3 separate regions of the Mus musculus genome follow, and all the other regions are linked to region 1. A link is a loop called in an ENCODE intact Hi-C map of the cell type or tissue named here. Cell type or tissue: left cerebral cortex. All regions are shown on one strand. Links, peaks and the distances in the headings refer to the core of each region. The heading gives the core; the rest is flanking DNA.

Evidence for each region. A loop is a pair of places that touch in the nucleus more often than their neighbours do. Peaks named below come from ENCODE experiments on the same cell type or tissue, not always from the same donor. Only the 100,000 strongest peaks of a DNase experiment are listed, where the experiment ranks them.
Region 2: a loop joins it to region 1, with 3 times the contacts of the local background. A loop is called at or near these places in 3 of 42 quality-filtered maps.
Region 3: a loop joins it to region 1, with 1.9 times the contacts of the local background. A loop is called at or near these places in 2 of 42 quality-filtered maps.

The regions. Positions count from the first base shown.
Region 1 is chr1:160,288,527-160,295,274 of GRCm38, forward strand. All of the region lies in intron 19 of Rabgap1l (RAB GTPase activating protein 1-like), which reads right to left. Among named protein-coding and RNA genes, the nearest start is that of Mir1927, 4.1 kb to the right of the region's middle. In left cerebral cortex, for the core only: no CTCF peak of the experiment used is centred there; DNase peaks (open chromatin) are centred at 3,723, 4,225 and 5,143; H3K27ac peaks cover 1,662 bases.
Region 2 is chr1:160,348,676-160,355,423 of GRCm38, forward strand. All of the region lies in intron 18 of Rabgap1l (RAB GTPase activating protein 1-like), which reads right to left. Among named protein-coding and RNA genes, the nearest start is that of Mir1927, 56 kb to the left of the region's middle. In left cerebral cortex, for the core only: a CTCF peak has its summit at 3,326; DNase peaks (open chromatin) are centred at 1,939, 2,663 and 3,332; H3K4me3 peaks cover 2,838 bases; H3K27ac peaks cover 2,994 bases.
Region 3 is chr1:160,361,146-160,367,893 of GRCm38, forward strand. All of the region lies in intron 18 of Rabgap1l (RAB GTPase activating protein 1-like), which reads right to left. Among named protein-coding and RNA genes, the nearest start is that of Mir1927, 69 kb to the left of the region's middle. In left cerebral cortex, for the core only: a CTCF peak has its summit at 3,838 (motif pointing left); a DNase peak (open chromatin) is centred at 5,589.

The sequences.
Region 1 (6,748 bases), core at 1,062-6,061:
ATAGTAACTGAATATCCTTTATCAAAAAAATGCTTGAGGCCACAAATATTTAATATTTTGGATTTTTCTTTTTCTTTTGGAATATTTGAGTGCATAAAATATCTTGAGGATAGGGCCTTAGCCTAAATGTAATATTCACTTGTATTTCACAAATAGTTTACACATAAACTGAAATTAAATTTATAATATACTTAAAGATATAGCTGTTTGACTGTCACTCATCACAGAAGGTCAGGAATAGAATCTTCCGCTGTTAACGACATGTCAGTATTTGGAAAAGGTTAGATTTTGTAGCATTTTGGACTTCAGGTTTTCAGTTTAGAGATGGCGATTCTATGTCAATCAGTTGTCCTCTACCTCCTACATGAATATTTCCTCCCCCGGTGACCCTGCTATACATCTAACATCCATCAGTGACTACTCAGATTCACAGTACAGCTGTGGAAGGCCGCTCTCAACATCAGCACTGATCAAACCATAAACCTCATGAAGACAGGAGCCAAGTGGATCTCACTATTGTCTTTACTCTTAGTATTAATGCATCACTGAGCAAAGTAAATAAGTATTTTATTATTAAAAAGCTTAAGTTTCACCTGGCAGTGGTGGCGCACACCTTTAATCCTAGCACTTGGGAGGCAGAGGCAGGCAGATCTCTATGAGTTTGAGGCCAGCCTGACCTACAGAGCAGCCAAGGATACACACACAGAGAAACCCTGTCTGGAAAAACTGAAGAAATGACAATCCAGAGAATGCCCAACCTGGGGAATCCATCCCATATACAATCACCAAACCCAGACACTTTTGTGGATGCCAACACGTGCTTGCTGACAGAAGCCTGCTATAGCTGTCTCCTGAGAGGCTCCACCAGTACCTGACAAATACAGAGGTGGATGCTCGAAGCCTACCATTGGACAGATCACAGGGTCCTCAATGGAGGAGCTAGAGAAAGGACCCAAGGAGCTGAAGGGGTTTACAGTTCCATAGGAGAAACAACAATATGACCTATCCACTACCCCCAGAGCTCCCAAGGAATAAACCACCAACCAAAGAAAACACATGGTGGAACTTGTGGCTCTAGCTATATTTGTAGCAGAGGTTGGCCTAGTTGTTCATCAATGGGAGGAGAGGCCCTTAGTCCTGTGAAGGCTCTATGCCCCAGTATAGGGGAATGCCAGGGCCAGGAAGTGGGAGTGGGTGGGTTGGTGAGCAGGGGGAGGGGGGGGGGGAGAAACCAGGAAACGGGATAACATTTGAAATGTAAATAAAATATCTAGAAAAAAAAACAGAAAAAAGAAAAACAATAACAGAAAAAAAAAGAGGGAGGGAGGGAGGGAAGGAAGGAGGGGGGAGGGGAAAAAAAGAAAGAAAAAAAGAAGCAAAAAAGGAAGAAAAAAGCTTAAGTTTCAGTTTTATTAAGCTTATAAGACTGAAAAAGAAACAGGCCACATTATAGACGCTATAAATAAACATGCTTGCTCTGGAACAAAGCTTCTTTCTCTTACACAGTCACACAGACATTTTGGAGTTTGGACAAGTACAGCTATTTTGTTATTCAAATACCCTAGAGAAAGTGAATAAAAGTTTAATAACAATGGCAATCATCGTTAAAACAAAAGTTACCTTCAACAGCCATGCTTCAATAACCCAGGAAATTATAATTATAGGTTTGACATCTAACTTATCACCTTTTCAGAAACTGCTCAAGAGTAAAAATGTCCAGATTCTGAATATCAAAGTGATATATAATCAGAAGAATATTGAATATAGTATCCAATGCGTGCGTGCAAAGCACAATTGCTATGCACCTGGAATAAGAATGAATAGCACAGACTCGCAGCTTGGCAGCCTGTGCCTAAATGCTGCTTCCACTTCTCAGCACTGTGACCTTGAAGTTACTTAATAAACTTCCTTTACAAAGGACCTCCCTCATGAAGTTACTGTGCAGATGAATTCGCAGAACGTGCTCTTCTTTTCATTCTGAACATGCACCGCTGTCAAGACGCTCGCTCTCACCAACTGTCAGAGAAATGCAGATGAGAACCACACCAAAACATCACCTCACCCCAGTGAGAACGCTGTTATCAAAAGGGTAGGAAAGAGCAAACACAGGCAAGGGCCTAGAGAAAGAGAACCTTACACACTGCTGCTAGGCGCGAGAATCCATGCAGCCATTATGGAAAACAGTACTGAGGTTTCCCAAAAACTTAGACAGAGCTACCATACGATCCAGCAATTCTACTACTGAGCATACACCCAAAAGGGATGAAATATTTATAGTAATAAAACAAATACCCCCATATTTATCATAGCACTAGTCAAAATAGTCCAAATATGAAATTAATCTAGATGTTTTTCAAGGGATGAATGAATAAGTTACATATATATATATATATATATATATATATATATATATATATACACACACATATACATACATATATATGTATATTTACATAATATAATGCTACTTGGCCAAGAAATAATGAAATCCAAATATTTTCAATATTTTGTTAAGTCCCACTGAGAGTTGACAGACAGTTTATTAAAAACTTAACAAAGTAAATTATTTTCTCTCAGTTACTTATTTACTCAATTTTAGTAGAATGTCTGTCATGTTTTAGCCTTATACGGATGGAGCAAAATTCCTTGTCTTTTGGCAGAAATGTGTTCAACAACCTGTGTCTAATGTCCACAGCAACAGCCCTCATTTGTACCAAATGTAGTCCTCTAAGTTTCATCGTTTTCTTGAACAAAATATCTTATTACATTTTAATTTATTGTATGTACGTGCCCACACACATGCACACATGTGTGAGTATTACTCTCTGCACAGAGGTAGGACCTGAATTCAGACCATCAGACTTGGTGACAAGCACCTTTACCCACTGACTCATCTCTCCATTCCCCAAGCTTCAGGCCTAACAATAATCAGGAAGAAGGTGAATTCACTATAAGGCGAATCTCAGGAGAAAAAGGAACTTCAGAGAGCTTAGTCAACTCAGTAAACTATATAGAGCTCTTTTCTAGCCTGTGATCATATTCTCGTCTCTGTACGTTCTCATCACTGTGAAAGCTGTTCACTAAAACACCTAGTACTCGTGTGTCGTTCTTCAATGACAGGTTATACCTTGTTTCTCAAGGTAATACGATATTGCTCAAATCTTTGAAGAGTTCAAGTCAATGACAATTTGAATTACACATTTATAGGTGACATTAATACTTTAAGTGGGAGATGTATTTAAAAGAAGGAAGCTAAGCAGCTCACATTCAAGAGCGAAGGCAATTTGCACTTTTCAGGTAGTAGCAATAAAAATGATCCTTTCACATGAAGGGACTGAATTAATGTAATTGTGATTACTGGGCTAGAGTACTCTACAGAGAGTCTGAGGTCACACTTTGATTATTTGGAAGAGCTACACTGAGTCTTCAGATTTATTACATATTATATAGTTCTCACACTGCCTTGGATATATGGAATTTCAGATCATTAAATTGCCACCATCTATTAGACTGAAGAACTACAGTAACAGATAACTGAGAATGTTCACCGAAGACCTCTGCTCTCCCACAATCCTCCCCTCATTGTAGTTCCTAGAATAAAAATGGAAGGAGTGACTGGCAGGTGCCTCAGTGCCCTTCTCTAACAGTAGGATGCATATGTTCAGTCAGGACATTACTGCTGTGGACATATTTTTAACTCCTACACTCTAAGAACAGCCTTATGAAGGATGTGCCACCAACTGTTCCAACAGACTGCAAGTGCAGCACTTGGCTGTTAACAACATTAGGATTATTCCAGAAAAGGACTTTTGAGTCTGAACAACAAAGTCTAACTCCACAAACCTTCACATTCTTCTCTGCATTCTGTGATATTGCCCAGGTTAGGAAGTGTTTGCTAGCGAAGTGTTTCCCAAACAAAATGCACATACATTGAAACCTACCTCACATAAAACACAAACACACACACAAATGAAACCTACCAAGGGTTTGCAGTAGGTTCTTAAAGACAATTAACATGGAGCCGTCCTTTCTGCCTCTGAAAGGCACCTGCACATTTAAGAAGTCCCTCACTGTATAGATCTCGATGAACAGTTACACCTCGGTTTATAGAGTCATATGGATGGAGTTCTTAAATTTCTTTTTAGAAAGAATCATAACAATCTCTTTACAAATAAGTATCTTTAAACTGTGAATCACACCTATAATCCCAGCAGTCACGGGGCTGAAGTAAGAGGCCCACCATGATTTTGAAGCCAGTCTCAAATGAGCTTAACTCAATGTTAGACTAAAAATTCTCATGACTACTACCCACTTTCTCATTTCTTTTTAGCCTTCCTCAGCTGCAGTTAGAAGTTAAATTTCCCATGCATGCTCCTGGAAGTGCTATGATTCTGTCTAGAATGCTTTTCTTTCCAACATCCTAACAAATTCATTTGTTTTGTTTGTTTTTCCTTTAAAATAATGCTCAGAACTGCTAGCCAGTGGTGGTGAAACACCTTTAATCCCAGCACCTAGGAGACAAAAGCAGGCAGATCTCTGAGTTTGAGGCCAGCCTGGTCTACAGAGCAAGTTCCAGGACAGCCAGGGCTACATAAAGAAGCCTTGTCTTGAAAAACCAAAAAATAAAAAAATTTAAAAAGCTCAGAACTAGAAAAAAAAAATCAGTAAAAAAGAGCCAGGCGTAGTAGCGCATGCCTTTAATCCCAGCACTCAGGAGGCAGAGGCAGGCGGATTTCTGAGTTCGAGGCCAGCCTGGTCTATAGAGTGAGTTCCAGGACAGCCAGGGCTACACAGAGAAACCCTGACTCGAAAAACACGGAAAAAAAAAAAAAAAAAGAAAGAAAGCTCAGAACTGAAAACTGAAATAGGCATGAGAAACCATTACTGGTAGATATATTCACCAATGCAACTTTGACAGAGAACAATGTAGCCTAATGGGTTTTGTTAAATGCTGTTTATTGGCACAGGGTCTCACTATGCAGCCCATCATCTCTTTATTCATTCCCTAGAAACACTGCCTGCTGACAGTGCCGGGAACTACTGTAGGCAGAGTGGGGAAATAAACAACCCACATGGAAAATGAATTTCAGCACATAACTTAGAAAGGGAAGCAGGAGATACCATTTCAGGGAGGCCTGAAGGGACAGCACGTGACAGGAACAACCAGGCAAAGTGACTCACTCACATCTCCAACGCTGTTCCATCATCAGCTCAGTTGCTTGCACTGTTGTCTCTCCTACTGATTGTCATCTGCTTGAAGGTCTCTGAACCCTCAAAACAATGCTATGTGCTACACAGGAGGAGGGTAAATGAACCACCAACAAATAAGTGTGTAATACAAATAACCACTATCTCATCTTTTAATTAAGCTAAGCTAACAGGTAAGAACACAGCTACATGACTCCATCACTGGTTTTATATGAATTTGATACACAGATCTAAGACTAGAAAAATAGAAAAAGTTATTTAAGAATAACTTTACAGGTACAAAGAGTATAGTGCTTGCCCAGAAAGTACAACACCTGGGGTTCAATCCTCAGCACGACTAAATGAATTAATTAACCTTTACTTCTTATGTGCATAAATGCTGACAGATGTTTGTCATGAATACACAGTAGACCAATAATTACTATTCTTACACGATTCTTTATTGGTTTCCAGTATCCTATATTGTTCACTGGAGTATATATGGTATGTACAGTGCATACCATGCTGGGATGGAGAAAAATGGGAAATAAAACTAAACACAACTCTTGCTCTCGTACAGAGATTAACAATGAAACACACACAAACACACACACAAATGTTATCTGCCAAAGAAACACACAGAAACCACACGAAAAAGGTTTGATTAAGATTTCTCCTAGCCAGTTATAACGTTACAGGAAAAGAAAGGTATCTAAAACTGTTGTTTCGGATGATAGAAATGAGAGAATTCACTATCTGTGAGCTAAGATAGAAAAATAATCTATTCCTCTGAAACTCTAATGGAATTTATCAGCTTTCAGTTATAAATATTGGTAAGAATATACTATATTATTTCTAAGTGGTCACTAATAAGTACTACAAATATTTTAAGTCACTCTGGAAGCAGTGCTTGTATCTCAAAATACTATTTATATTTTTTACTTTTGGCATTGAGGTAGTCATCAGACTTACTAACACATTTTGCTATCTACTATATTAATATATTAATAAAGAATCATATGTCATAATGTCATAAATTTGGCTATTTGCTTTGATCAATGTATTCCAATATCATTAGTTTACTACGTAGCCTTATGTACATCCTATATTTAAAAATATTTTCTTGCTCAAGGTCCACAGGCCTAACCAGACTGCCAAAGAACTCTGTGACTCCACAGCTACTGAGAATCCCTGGACTACAGAACTGGGCCTTGTTGAAAAAACAGCATTGGTTCCTAGAGCTTCATTGGCAAGGCTGCTGTTCATAATTACTTTTGGAAGAGATAAGAAAGAAAGGTGCCAATTCACTGAAAAGTTTCAGGAAAAATGACAGGAAAACTGATGGAACTGGATATGATCATGCTAAATGTAATAAAACAGACATATTTTTCCTCCCTATGCAGAATCTAGATTTATTTTTAAAAAATAGAGCAAAAATGGGGATACGCAGGAGGATGCAAAAGCAAAGGGAATGAATGGGGTGAGGGAGTCTGAGCAAAGTACGATGACATAGGTGCACAAAAATCTCAAAAAAAGATCCACATTCCAGAAGGAATGGGCG
Region 2 (6,748 bases), core at 957-5,956, 60 kb after region 1:
GTATTCTAATTCCAATAAAGAAAGATGTTTGCTAAGTCATCACATGGAACTGATGCATCGTGGTAACATCTAAAACAAAGTACTTGTGTAAGTACTTGATCTCCTGGGGGATTGTTCTTTACTGTCTGTACCTTTGAGAGGTAAACCACATAGATTCTAAATGCCTCTCACCGTCACACAAGCCTCGGCATTTAGTTCTCTCTGTGTCAATTAGGAACCATAAATAAAGCTCAAAGCACAAATCTACCACTCTGGTTGGATAAAGCATCGTTTACTTGCTTGTTTTTGGTTTTGTTTGTTGTTACATGAGGCCCTCTGCAGCACAGGCTGGCCTAGAACTCACTATGTAGCACAAGCTGATCGTTGGCTTCAGCCTCCTGAGTGCCAGGGTCATAGGGAAGCACAGCTATACCTGGCTTTGACTTTTATTTTTTTAAACTAATTTATAATGAAAAAATGTAGTGACATTTTACAATAAAATAAGTGATCTGTACATGTTTGTATGCAGTCATGTTTAAAACATGACTAAAAAGGCAGAGTCATGTCTTAAACTTGGGTCTTGGCCTCCTGGCTGGAAATGGACAGATACTGAAACTGCATGTGGCAGGATGCCTCTTAGGCCCACCATCAATCCTAAATCATTAGCCAGTCCAATAACACTGAGTTGAGCAACTAAGCCCATCCCCCACCCTTCCAGTATACAAGCTAAACTTTGAGTGGTAACTCTTTGGATAGCAGATCCCAATTCACAGCCACCATATAAATTAAAGGGATCCCCAAATATAAGCTACATACAACCAAGGGTTCTATCAATAATCTTTCAAGGGCAACTGTGTACAACAATGCCAGAGACTTCCAAATGATCACAAATACAGCTCAGTATATGTTAGTCACATACAGTTAGCACTATTGCCTAGGTTCTATAAGATAGAGTCCAAAAAGCCCGAGGGAAGCACTTACTTTAGATACATCATTTGACATCCAGATTTGCCTATCTGCAACATAGGGATATATGTAACCTCCCTAAGATCTCAAGTTTGGAAGCCCAACTCCCTGTGGATTTTATTGCTAATTAAATGTTTTTAACTAGAAGTTCAAATTTATCTCTAGTACAGATATGACTGTGAGACATCTTTTAAGCTATCAATTCATGTTTTTACTTCAAAATACTGAAAACTTGAAAGTAAAATAGGGTATACTAGGGACTGTGAAGTAATGATTAGAAACCCTTGAGTAGCCTTTAAGACTTGGAAATTTGCTACACCAAGACTCAGAGATGCAAGGAATTTGTCTAAATGTATATTAGCAGTTTCTAGTGCCAAAATTTCTGGATTTAAAAAAATAAAACTCATTTCTAATACATGAGGTTCTTCCTATTTTCTCCCTTGTAAATTAAACTGTTAATCAGGAAAGCAATGGTTTCACCTAGGCATTCAAACATATGTACTCATATTTGTAAAAATTCTTCCCTACATGGAAAAGAAATTGTCATATTTCTCAAATAACCTTCCTATAATTTTATACTGCTCATTACATCTAACTTCATCTTGCAATGATCAACCGACTTTTTCATGGTGGGAAATTTCTCATACACATGGCTACAGTATGTCTGTTATGATCAAACAGAAGAAATGGAGGAAGAGAAGTAAGAATTAAATCCAGTCAAATAAACACTGTACTGAAAAGATATGCATCTGAGAGAATCATATAAATCCAGAATAGCATTAAAATTCCATTTTACAACACAGATAATGCTGGTTTTGGTTTGTTGTTGTTGTTGTTGTTTTAATTTCCAATTACCAAATGATGGTATAGGACTACTGTAGACCAATTATATCACCCAACAGTTGCTAGGTACAGCTCTGGAACCACTGAAGAGAAACCCTGCCACAGCAATTATGGGTATTTAATTTTAACCCTTGGTAGGAAATGAAGAAGGCTGATTTTTCTCTTATTCCGAAAATAAAATAACAAACAGGCCAGACTTCTCAGACTCATAGAACAGACCCAGTAGCTGTACGCCGTTTTATAGACACATAGTTCAATCACCCTAGGAGAGAAACCTGCAATTTCTTACCCAAGGATTTTTAGATAATAAATCCCCACTTCCCAAATTTAATTGGCAATCCTAAGAGGAGGCTGGGAAGCCAGCCTCACATAGTCTAGATAGATGGCTATTTCTGTTGTAAAATTTAACCCTTTGGAGAAATAAATAACAGAACACCCACATCACGTTTTGGGGTTTTCTGGTTCATTGCTGAGGCTAGACAGCCTGAAAATGTTCCCCCCTCCTCCTTGCCACAGAGATAATGCCATCGATGTGACCCTCAGATCTGAGAAAAGAACCATAATTTCCTATAGCCAGTTAAGGAGTGGCATGGTCCAGGCTTCAAGGAAGCTACAGAGCAGTGGCCACTCAGCCCTCCTTCTCAGTAGAAAGGGTTGAAAGGGAAGAAATCAGGAACCCACAAGCCACCAGAGTGGCATTCCCATAGAGCACTACACAGACTCTCTACAAATTAAGTTCAATGAAAAACAATCTCACCGCCAGAAGCCGTGGCACAAACAGCCGATGCCCCATCCCCAGAAGTTCCAGCACTCGACATGCATACTCATTCACCAGCTTGCTCCTCTCGTCGTGCATGTCCTGGGACTTTTTGACAGGAGGTGTGAGCTTAGCAGCTGGGGCTGGGCAGGGCACCCCTTCTTCCATGAGCAGTAAATAGGTATCCAGAATGAGAAAGCTGGGTCTCTCATCCACAATCCTAAGAACTGCAGAGAGAGGGGAGCCAGGCTACGTCTCCCCAGGAGGATGCACAAAATGGTCTAGGATGGGAACTGTCAGCTAATGTCGCCACAAGAACAACATTTTGTCTAAATTATCAACTATGCACAAGCCCTGGAGCACACTAGAGAAGGAAATCAAAGGTTGCTGCAAATAAAAAATGGCAAAAGCAATTCAATCCTGGCAAAATAGCCAGGAGCGGAGCAGGAAGAGTTCAGATGCATGTGTCAAAATGGACAAGCTCAGAGGGCTCTAGCATGTGTGACTGAGAGAGGGAGAGGTGTGTGTGTGTGTGTGTGTGTGTGTGTGTGTGTGTGTGTGTGTGTGAGAGAGAGAGAGAGAGAGAGAGAGAGAGAGAGAGAGAGAGAGAGAGAGAGAGGATATCTGTGTACGAGCAGGCGAGCAGGCGAGGCGGCAGGAGCTGTAGCCAGGAAGCCAGGGCAGTTGTGAAGCTGCAAGGAGAAAAGGATGAGCTCATTGCAATCCGTGATTCCTGACAAGCAGCCCTGCCGCTGTTGCTGTCGCTGCCCGGTTACTGCTGCCGCCACCGCCACCGTGCTGCCTCTAGCTGTGAATCAGTAATGAAGGGGTAAGAAAGGAAGGGGAGCAAGCAGAGGGGGGAGGTAGGTGAATGAGCATGCAGAGCGAGTCTCAGGGGAGAATGCTGTAATAAGAAGCCAATGGCGAGCCATTGGACAGATAGGCTTTCCCCTCCCAGTCCACCTTCAATCAGCGTTAGTCTGACAGTTTATGCTGTTGAATCCCAAACACACAGACAGATGAACTAGCTCTTCCTAAGATGTGATGCTAACAGTAAAATCAGACAGACAGACAGCTAAAAGGCTGACCCTATTCACTCTTGCTTTCTAGCAAGAACAGACAGAAATCTTATCTTATGCCCTGTGTTCAAACTGGGAAGCTACAATCCTTGTCACATTACTGAAATCTCCAGACAAGATAGGTGTTAGGGTAAAATGACAGAATGTGAACAGAAGAGCACGAACCAGCATTCGGTGACACGCCCTCAGGCTGGAGTGTTTATGAACAGACTGACTTACTAATTGCAGGGCATACAGGAGCAGTATAGCACAGTGGGAAGGCTGGCCACGTTTATATACATGTAATGCTGAAACACAAAAGCCTACACAGCATAATACTGAGGAATATTTAGTAACTGTTAAAGTTGAAATTCTCAAAACCAAGTAACTTTCATATGCCACAGACCTTTATAAACAGCAGGGTTTTTTGGGTGTTTTGTTTTGTTTTGTTTTGTTTTTTGAGACAGGGTTTCTCTGTGTAGCCCTGGCTATCCTGGGACTCACTCTGTAGACAAGGCTGGCCTCGAACTCAGAAATCCGCCTGCCTCTGCTTCCCAAGTGCTGGGATTAAAGGCGTACACCACCACGCCCAGCTTATAAACAGCAGTTTTAAACACCAATTTAATTCTGATGCTCTATTAGATAAAACAAAATATAGTTTTGAACATCTCTGATCAAATAAATGCTTCCCCAATGAGGCTGCTAACACTAGGAATTAAGCATAGTTTAAAATTTCTAAATTTCCAAACTAGATAGTGATGGTCCACACCTATAATCCCAACATTCAGGAGGCTGAGGATCTCTGAGTTCCAGGACAACCTGGTCTACAGAGTGAGTTCCAGGACAACCAGACCTACACAGGGAACAGAAACCCTGTCTTGAAAAACGAACATACATACGCACATACATACATATGCAAATCTCCAAGATAAAGTAAACAATCAATTGTAGCAGAATGGAGGCAAAAGCACAATATTACCTTCAGGATAGTTGCCTAATGTTATCTTAACAATGTGTCCTGGGTCCAAGTGTCCTGGCCCCTTGTTTTTGTAGCTGATCTCTTAAAACAGGCACTAGTATTTTATATAAAGTTTTATCATGGTACAAGAAGTAAAGCTAACAGAAAGATTTTGCTGACAGGACCTGATATAGCTGTCTCTTGTGAGGTTATGCCAGTGCCTGGCAAATACAGAAGTGGATGCTCAGTCATCCACTGGATGGAGCACAAGGTCCCCAATGGAGGAGCTAGAGAAAGTACCCAAGGAGCTAAAGGGGTCTGCAACCCTATAGGAGGAACAACAATATGAACTACCTAGGACCACCCCCCCTCCCCGAGATTGTGTCTCTACTTGCATATGTAGCAGAGGATGGCCTAGTCAGCCATCATTGGGAAGAGAGGCGCCTTGGTCTAGCAAACTTTATATGCCCCAGTACAGGGGAATTCGAGGGCCAGGAAGCAGGAGTGGGTGGGTAGGGGAGCAGGGTGCGGGGAGGGTATAGGGGACTTTCCGGATAGCATTTGAAATGTAAATGAAGAAAATATCTAATAAAAATTGTTTTTGAAAAAAAAAAGTAAGGCTAAGAGGGCATCCCAAATGTCCCCGTTCCCCGCCCCCCCCACACACACACTTTCTTTCCCCTTGAGTCAGCATTTCCTACTCTAGCTCAAAAGAGCTGCCAATCTGGATGTAATCAAATGGAACTTAACTTTCTGACAAGTCCCTGTAATCCAAATAATAGAGAGAGAGTAACTGTGGTTCTAGTGGGCTATTATCCTTTTAACAAAACATTGATTTGTTGCCAAATCTTAAGCAAAGAAGATAAAAACAAAACATTAACATCCGACTGGGCATGGAGACACTCATCTACCATCCTAGCACTTGAAATGTTCAAGGCCAGGCTAGGCTACAAAACAACACCCTGACTCAAAAAAGAGGGGTGGCTGATGATGTAATTCTATGGTAGGACACTTGCCTAACATGAGCAAGGCCCTTTGTACATAACCATTTATGTATGTAGTAACAACTAATGAAAAAGGAAGCCGTGAATTTGAAAAGAGGAAGGAGGGAATGTATAAGAGTGTTTGAAAGGGAAGGGAAGTAGGGTATGATAGACTTGAACTATACTCTCACAATATAAATAATAAAAGTACAGATAAAAACAGAAAACCTTTTATAAAGTACAATTCTTACCATGAAAATTATTGGATATTGTATGTGTGTGTGTGTATGTGTTTATGTGTGTATGTGTGTGTGTGTGTGTGTGTGTATAGTTTATGTGTTATGTGTACATATTTTAGTTTCCTAAGGTTTGGAGGAAACCTTTATTGGGCTGATTAGGATGAGACATCTTGTGTTAGAACTAGAAAACTAAGGAAGAAATTCTGGGTATTTCATACTCTACATACACATGGCACGCTGGGTGGGTGGGGTTCACATTTCACATTAAGACAGTGCTACTAAAAGTGATTGTGAAAAGCGCTGTCATAAACCATTCAGAACACAACATTCTGGCTTGGAGGAAAAGGAAGAATGCAGTGCCTTCTAAGCTTATAGGAATTTTTTTTGCAAAGTCTTCCCAACATATCCCAGGTGGGTCCTGAACCCTCTCTGTATGTAGGCTGGCCTTGGTCCTCTTGCCTCTGCCTTCATGTTCTAGAATTATAGATGTATGTAACTATATCAGGCTTATAATAGTTCATATAATCTTTCTTTAAAAGGGCACAGACATATTTCAACTCAAATGACTTGTTATCAGAGAACACTTCAGTATGTTTTTCCCATAGAAACTAGAAATGATAAAAAATTCCTTCAAATATTCTGGTAAAAAGAAGTAAAAATGAATCAAATCATTGTAGAGCTAAATGATTTGATTCTGATGCTTACAAAATAAATGTTAAGTAGTAAATGCAATAATGAAAATATAGTATCAGTAAGAAAAATACTTAGAAAGTTTTGGTAGATTTGATAAAGACTACATGAGAGTCATTCTAACAGACAGTCATGGACCTCAGTTTCCCAAATATCCCTACCACACTGTTCCTCAGGAATCCACCATGCATGCCGTCAGTTTCCCACACTGTTCTTCAGGAATCCACCATGCACGCCGTTAGTTTCCCACATTTTACCTTAGTCTTATTTTCAGT
Region 3 (6,748 bases), core at 893-5,892, 72 kb after region 1:
GAGTTAGTTATATGGGTCAACTCCTGTATTACAAGTGAATTTGTCTCTGCAAAATGAACATGTCAAGATGGAGACTTTCATTTTTTTTTTAAGTGGAAAAGTCCAAAGTTGTAATACGGTGTACAGCCCCTTCATACTCCAGTCTACCAACGCATGCTCATTCACTCACAGCTTCAAATGGATGTATTGGAATTCAGAGTTAGCAAAAAGAAAAAGTACAGCAAGAGTGGAAGTGAAGTTTCCTTTAGCCTTCTGGTGGTGACCACTCTGGCCCTCTCCCTGTGAGTGGAGTGCCTGAGCACATTCAGCACTGCACAGCTGTGTCACAGGAGTGCACGAGCAAGAGTGCATGTGGGTCTCCCTACTAATGGGCTCTTCTACTAATGGGCTTTTCCTCCTGAATAGGGCATAATATAGCAATCTGCACATCAAATAACTAAAAGTGTGGATAAATTCTTTCTCCTTTCTTATATGGGGGACTATGATAAGAACCATGAACTATGCTAAGGACACATCGCTAACGTGTTAATATGCACTGACACATTTAATCTGAATAATTAATTGTGCCCATTTCATTCAGGGAGCATCTGAGCTCAGAACATTAAGTGATTTGACTGAGGTCATATAGCTAGTGACGGGCTGAGGTTATGTTACTCCATAATATGGCATCTTGGATATTTTGGAACGAAGTGTTTGGGAGGTATTGGGAGAATGTTTTGCCACCATGTAGTAAAAGCAAGCTGACTTCCACCAGAGAGGTCCTTTCTAAGGTCAGAGGATCACATCTCTGTGCAGTCAGGGTATGCTGAGAGAGCCTACTCAACAGGCCTTCCTAAATTTTCCTTGAAATTACCATTCTTAGTTCATACCTTTTTTCCTGGTAATATTTTCTCTAGTCCTCTACTCTTTACCAAATACAGCATAAGAATGCTTGAGTCTGGGCTGGAGAGATGACTAAGCAGTTAAGAGCACTGACTATTTTTCCAAAGGTCCTGAGTTCAATTCCCAGCAACCACATGGTGGCTCACAACCATCTGTAATGGGATCTGATGCCCTCTTCTGGTGTGTCAGAAGACAGCGTACTCCTGTCCATAAAATAAATAATTCTTTTTTTTTTTTTTTTTTTTTTAATGTTTGAGTTTAAACATTCCTCTAGGTCCTTGTTTCCTTATAAAGGATCCTGTGTGATATAATTTTTTGGATTTTGGGGGGTTTTGGTTTGTTTGTTTGTTTTTGTTTTTCAAGATAGGATTTCTTTATGTGGCCTGACAGTCCTGGAACTCACTCTATAGACCAGGCTAGCCTTGAACTCAGATCTGCCTGCCTCTGCATCTCAAGTGCTGGGATTAAAGGTATGGGCCACCACCACCTGGCTATGATATAATATAATAAAAACCACATTATTTGCATGTTTTTCTCTTTTTGATCTTTTCCTGTCTGTCCCTGTGAAGAGAATTTAGAAGGGTAAGAGGAAAGCTGCTTCTCTTCCCATGTAAACAAATAATAGCTGCAACTACAGAAAACAGCTAAATGTTTGGAACTTATTTGAGTTATTTAAACAATGAAGGAAGTGGAGTTAACAGGTTGGGTCCTAGAAAGTAATCTGGTTGACATGACAGTTATAAAACTACTGAGGAATACTGAAGGGCCATGGCATTTTGGTTCTGATAGAAAAGATAAATGCAGAAGAAGACAGTTAAGACTCTATTAAGGAGTAATGTCTACAACACATGATCTTATCCAGGCTTTCTTTCTTTTTTCTTGTTACTAAGAAGACTTATTTTAAAATGTTAAAAATAGAATTTTTTAAGGAAAAAAATTCACCTCTTTCCCTAGTCCATAATGTTTCAGAGCAGAGTTTTTCAATATTTGGATCTAGGAACATTGGGTTTTTATTCTTCTAGGGCCACTGAAGTTCTAGGATTTCGAGTTCTCTTACTTCTGTTTTTTGAGTGCTCAGATCCAACTGGACTTAAAAGGCAATGACTTAAAGGAAAATCAAGATGTGGCCTTATGGAGTTCCACACAGGCGTGAAGAATATAATAAAAGAACTGTTTTTGAGAAAGGGTTTCTCTGTGTGGCCCTGTCTATCCTAGAACTTACTCTATAGATCAGGCTGTCCTCAAACTCTCAGATCTGCCTGCTTCTGCCTCCCAAATGCTGGGATTAAAGGCATGTAATACCATGGCCAGCTAAGAATATATTAAAATATTTAAAAAAAAAAAACTGAGAAAGCCCAATCTTATAAGAATGACCAGGTCTCTCCTCATATACAGGCAGGCAGATGCCCTGCTGGAACTCTGTCTACAGAGTCCAAGCTAACTGACTTGATGGTTCCAGGAAGTGGGAGTCTCACTGGGAGTCAATCCCTTTCCCTGCCTCCCACCTGGGAGTTAGAACACCTGGCTATAGGATCACGCTGTGCAGTCCCTAAGCACCCTGTGGTCAAAAGCATAAAAAAAGAAACCACTCCTGCCTTGTGGGCTCTGGTTCCCTTTGAAGGCCCCAGCATGCTGGGTCTGTCTCAGGTGCTGGGATCTCAATTATCCTCTGAGCTACACCATGCTCTTGACCTTTTGTTTGTCTGTAAACAGGGTCAACAGCTCTTCTAACAATCTCCTTGTTTTCCAGCAATCCACCATAGTGTCTTCTTGAACCTCCTTTCCCATCCAAACTCTCACAAAGTCAAAGGCCATAATGGTCTGTAAGATAATCTAGGATCATTGATGTTCTTAAACATTAGCTGTTTTTTCCCTGCCTTGATGTCATATTTCCCATCAGACATTAAATGATGACAGAAATATAAATAAGGGATTCCAAGGTCAAGAGCAATGCCAACAAAGTCCCAGGTGCCTTTCACCTTCACGTCCAGCAAACACTTACTGAGCTGATAAATAAAAGAATCTCATATAATACTCACCCATAAGTTTTCTAATTATTTGATTTAAATTTGTCAAGCAAAGTAAATAGTAAAATAAATATATAAGTTTTCAACAAAAGGGTACCAAAGTGCAAGAAAGAATAAAAATGAAGGGAACCCTTCCTATTCATTCTACAACGTCTGCATACCACACACCCAAGCCAGATAAAAATGTGACAAAAAAAAAAAAAAAAAGAAAGAAAGAAAGAAAGAAAGAAAGAAAGAAAGAAAGAAAGAAAGGAAGAAAGGAAGAAAGAAAAGAAAAATATAGACAATCATCTCTGGATATAGATGCAAAAAATCTCAAAAAATACTATCAAATAAAAATCAGTAGATTTTATTGCATCTAAAAGAAATTTTATATAATCATGAAGTTGATTTATCCCAGGGGTAAATGTTTCCATATATAAACATGAAGAAACAATACATTATAGCAACACAATGAAGGATGAAAGTCATATCATGATCCCAGAACACAAAAAAAGCATCTGATGAAGATTAATAATGGTTCATGTTGAAAACCCTGTAAAAATTCAGTACAGAAGGAATGGACCTGAATACAAGAAGAGATATCTATGATATCTTACATAACTTACATCATTTAAATTGGAAGAGGATATTGGCTTTCTAATATCAAGTACAAGACACAGATGTCCACTTAACCACTTTTATTAAATAAAATGTTAGAAGCATTAGCCATAGCAAAAGGACAAATGAAAGAAACAGAGCATTCAAGCAGGGAAGGAGGATCTTAATGGTCTTTGCAGATGACATGCTTTTCTATATAGAAAAGTCTAGCGGGGGCTGGAGAGATGGCTCAACAGTTAAGAGCACTGACTGCTCTTCTAGAGGTCCTAAGTTTAATTCCCAGCAACCACATGGTGGCTCACAACGATCTGTAATAGGATCTGATGCCCTCTTCTGGTGTGTTTGTGAACAGCTACAGTGTACTCATAAACTTAAAATAGATAAATCTTTAAAAAAATTAACTGGAAATAAAAAAACCCTACAGACTCCACTAAAAAGCTATTAGAACATGTAACAAATTGAGAAAAGTCACAGAGTGCAAAATTCACCATATATAAATCAGTAGTTTTTTCTATAGCAATAAATAAAAACTGTTGAGACAATTTCATTCGCCATAGTTAATAAAAACAGAAATCCAGGCATAAACTTAATTCATGGACGCTACAATGCAAACAAGAAAACACTGATGAAATACATTAAGGAAAACACATATACAAAACTGGGCTGGTACTCCATGTCCATGGACTGGAATGATACTGTCAAAATGCCCATACTAGGCCAGGAAATTCACATATTCAATGACATTTCTATAAATTTCAATGACATTCTTCATCGGTTTAGGAAAAAAAAATCACAAAATTAATGAGGAGGGAACAAATATCCTGAAATAATCAAGGCATGTTCAGCAGAGAGAACAAAGCTGGGAGCATTTATAGCACCTAACTTTAGTAGATACTACAGAGCACTAGGAACCAAAGCAATGGAACACTGATGTAAAAGCAGAAAAAACCAAACAAATAAAGAGAATCAAATATCACAAAATAAATCCACATCTGAGCCAAATGATTGTAACAAAGATGGAAAGAACATACTCTTGAGAAAAGAGTACCTTCGATAAATGGCGTTACAGTGCTAAGGAGATGATAGTTCAGTTAGTGTGGTGGTTTGACTAAGAAAGGCCCTCAAGACTAATATTTAAATGCTTAGGGAGTGGCAGTAGGAGGTGTGGCCTTGAAAGAGGAAGTGTGTCACTGAGGGCGGGTTATATACATATACATATACATATATATATATATATATATATATATATACACACACACACATATATTATACATATATATAATATATATATAATATATATATAATATATATATATCACTTCTTATGTCTCACCATATGAAAAAATAGTCAATTCAAACTTACATGTAACACTAGAAACTCTAAAATCCCCTGAGAGCAACAAAACGAAAGAGAACAGCTTTAAGACACTTGAGTTGGGACGAATGCTTTTTGGTATTTGACTTCATATATAGGCAACAGAACCAAAACCTGACAAAGGCTATCCCATCATGTGAAAATGCTTCTGAACAACAAAACAAACAATTGAGAGAGACAGGAGAACATACAGAATGAAAAAAAATACTTATTAGACTACTTATCTGGCTGGAATTAATCTCCAGGGCACATAAAGAATATATACAACTCAACATAAATAAAGCCGAAGAATTCAATTAAAGATGGTAAATGACATAGACATTTATAAGACCACATGAAAATAACCAAAGAGACATGGAAAAGTTCAAGCTCACTAGTCATTGTAAGTCAGGCCATAGTAAGATGTCATCTCACCAGTTAAAATGACAACTATGAAGCAGATAAACATAAACAGGGGCTATGATTACTTGCTGTTCTTGCAGAAGACAGCAGTTCCCATCTCAATACTCATACAGGAGCTCAGAGCTGCCTGTAATTCCACCCTCTTCTGAAGCCTCTTCTAGCCTCCAAACGCACCTGCCCTCATGCACACATACTTCAAGACAGAGTTTATCAATAGAAATAAAACATTTAAAAAAGGAACAAACGCTGGTGCAGCTGTGGAGAAGGTGGAGCTCTCATATACTGTTGGCAGAAACATAAATCTGTGTCTCCATTATGGAAAACACTGTGCAGGGTCTCAAAAAACCATAAAAATAGAACTAACATATGATCCACTCCTGGTATACAGCCAAGAGAATAGAGATCTGCATGCATAAGTGACATCTGCACTACAATGTTTTTTGAAGAACTAACTATTCACAGGAGCCAAGATATGACATCAACCTAAGTGTATATCAAATGATGAGTGTATAAAGAAAAATGTCACACACGGACACAGGCACACACACACGGACACACACACACACCAGAATATCATTTGGTTCTAAAAATAACAACAACAATAACAACCCCCAAACCAAAATTCTATCACCTACAGCCATGTGACTGAAGTGCTAGAGGTTGTGAAGTAAGTAAGCATGGAAAGACAAATATCATGTGTCCTCATGTACATGTAAAAGCCAAGATGATCTTTTCAAAAACGTTGTGAATAGAACAGTGGTACCAAAGCTAGGTTTGGTGTCATATGCATGCCCGTAACTCCAGCACTTGGGATGTGGAGCCAGCTGGATTACGAATTTAAGGATAGCAGTGTGGGCTTCATAAACACACACACATACACAAATAAAATAAAATCTGTTCTTTCTTTCTAATAATATTTTTATTCACTTTGCATCCTGATTGCAGCCCCCTCCTCTTCTCTCTGTTTCCCCCTTACAGGTCCCTCCCCCATTGCTCCCTCCTCTTCTTCTTAGAGAAAGGGAACCCCCTTGGGTACCAACCCACCCTGGGACATCTAGTCCCAGTCAGGACTAGGCACATCCTCTTCCGCTGAGGCCCAACCAGGCAGGTCAGGTTGGGGGAGAAGGATGCAATGGTAGGAGACAGAGGAAAACCTGTTCTCCAAGTACTTAAGCGGCGGCCACCTACAATTTCTTTGAGTTCAGGGTTCCCATAAACATGCGAATACTAACAAGTTCATGTTTTTATCCTGTTAATGTCAATTGGGCATTTTCCCCCAAACGACCCAGTGAATTTCCCTACGATTGCCAACATCAGTCAGTGTTACCACCATAGCACCCTTGGCTATGGTTTGGTCAACCTGTTACGGTTTATGCGCTGAAGCTTAGTCTCCAGCCAGCCCTGAAGTTGTTAAGAGGTGAGACTTAACAGGGTCCTGCACTCCAGTCTCAGGAAGATTAAAA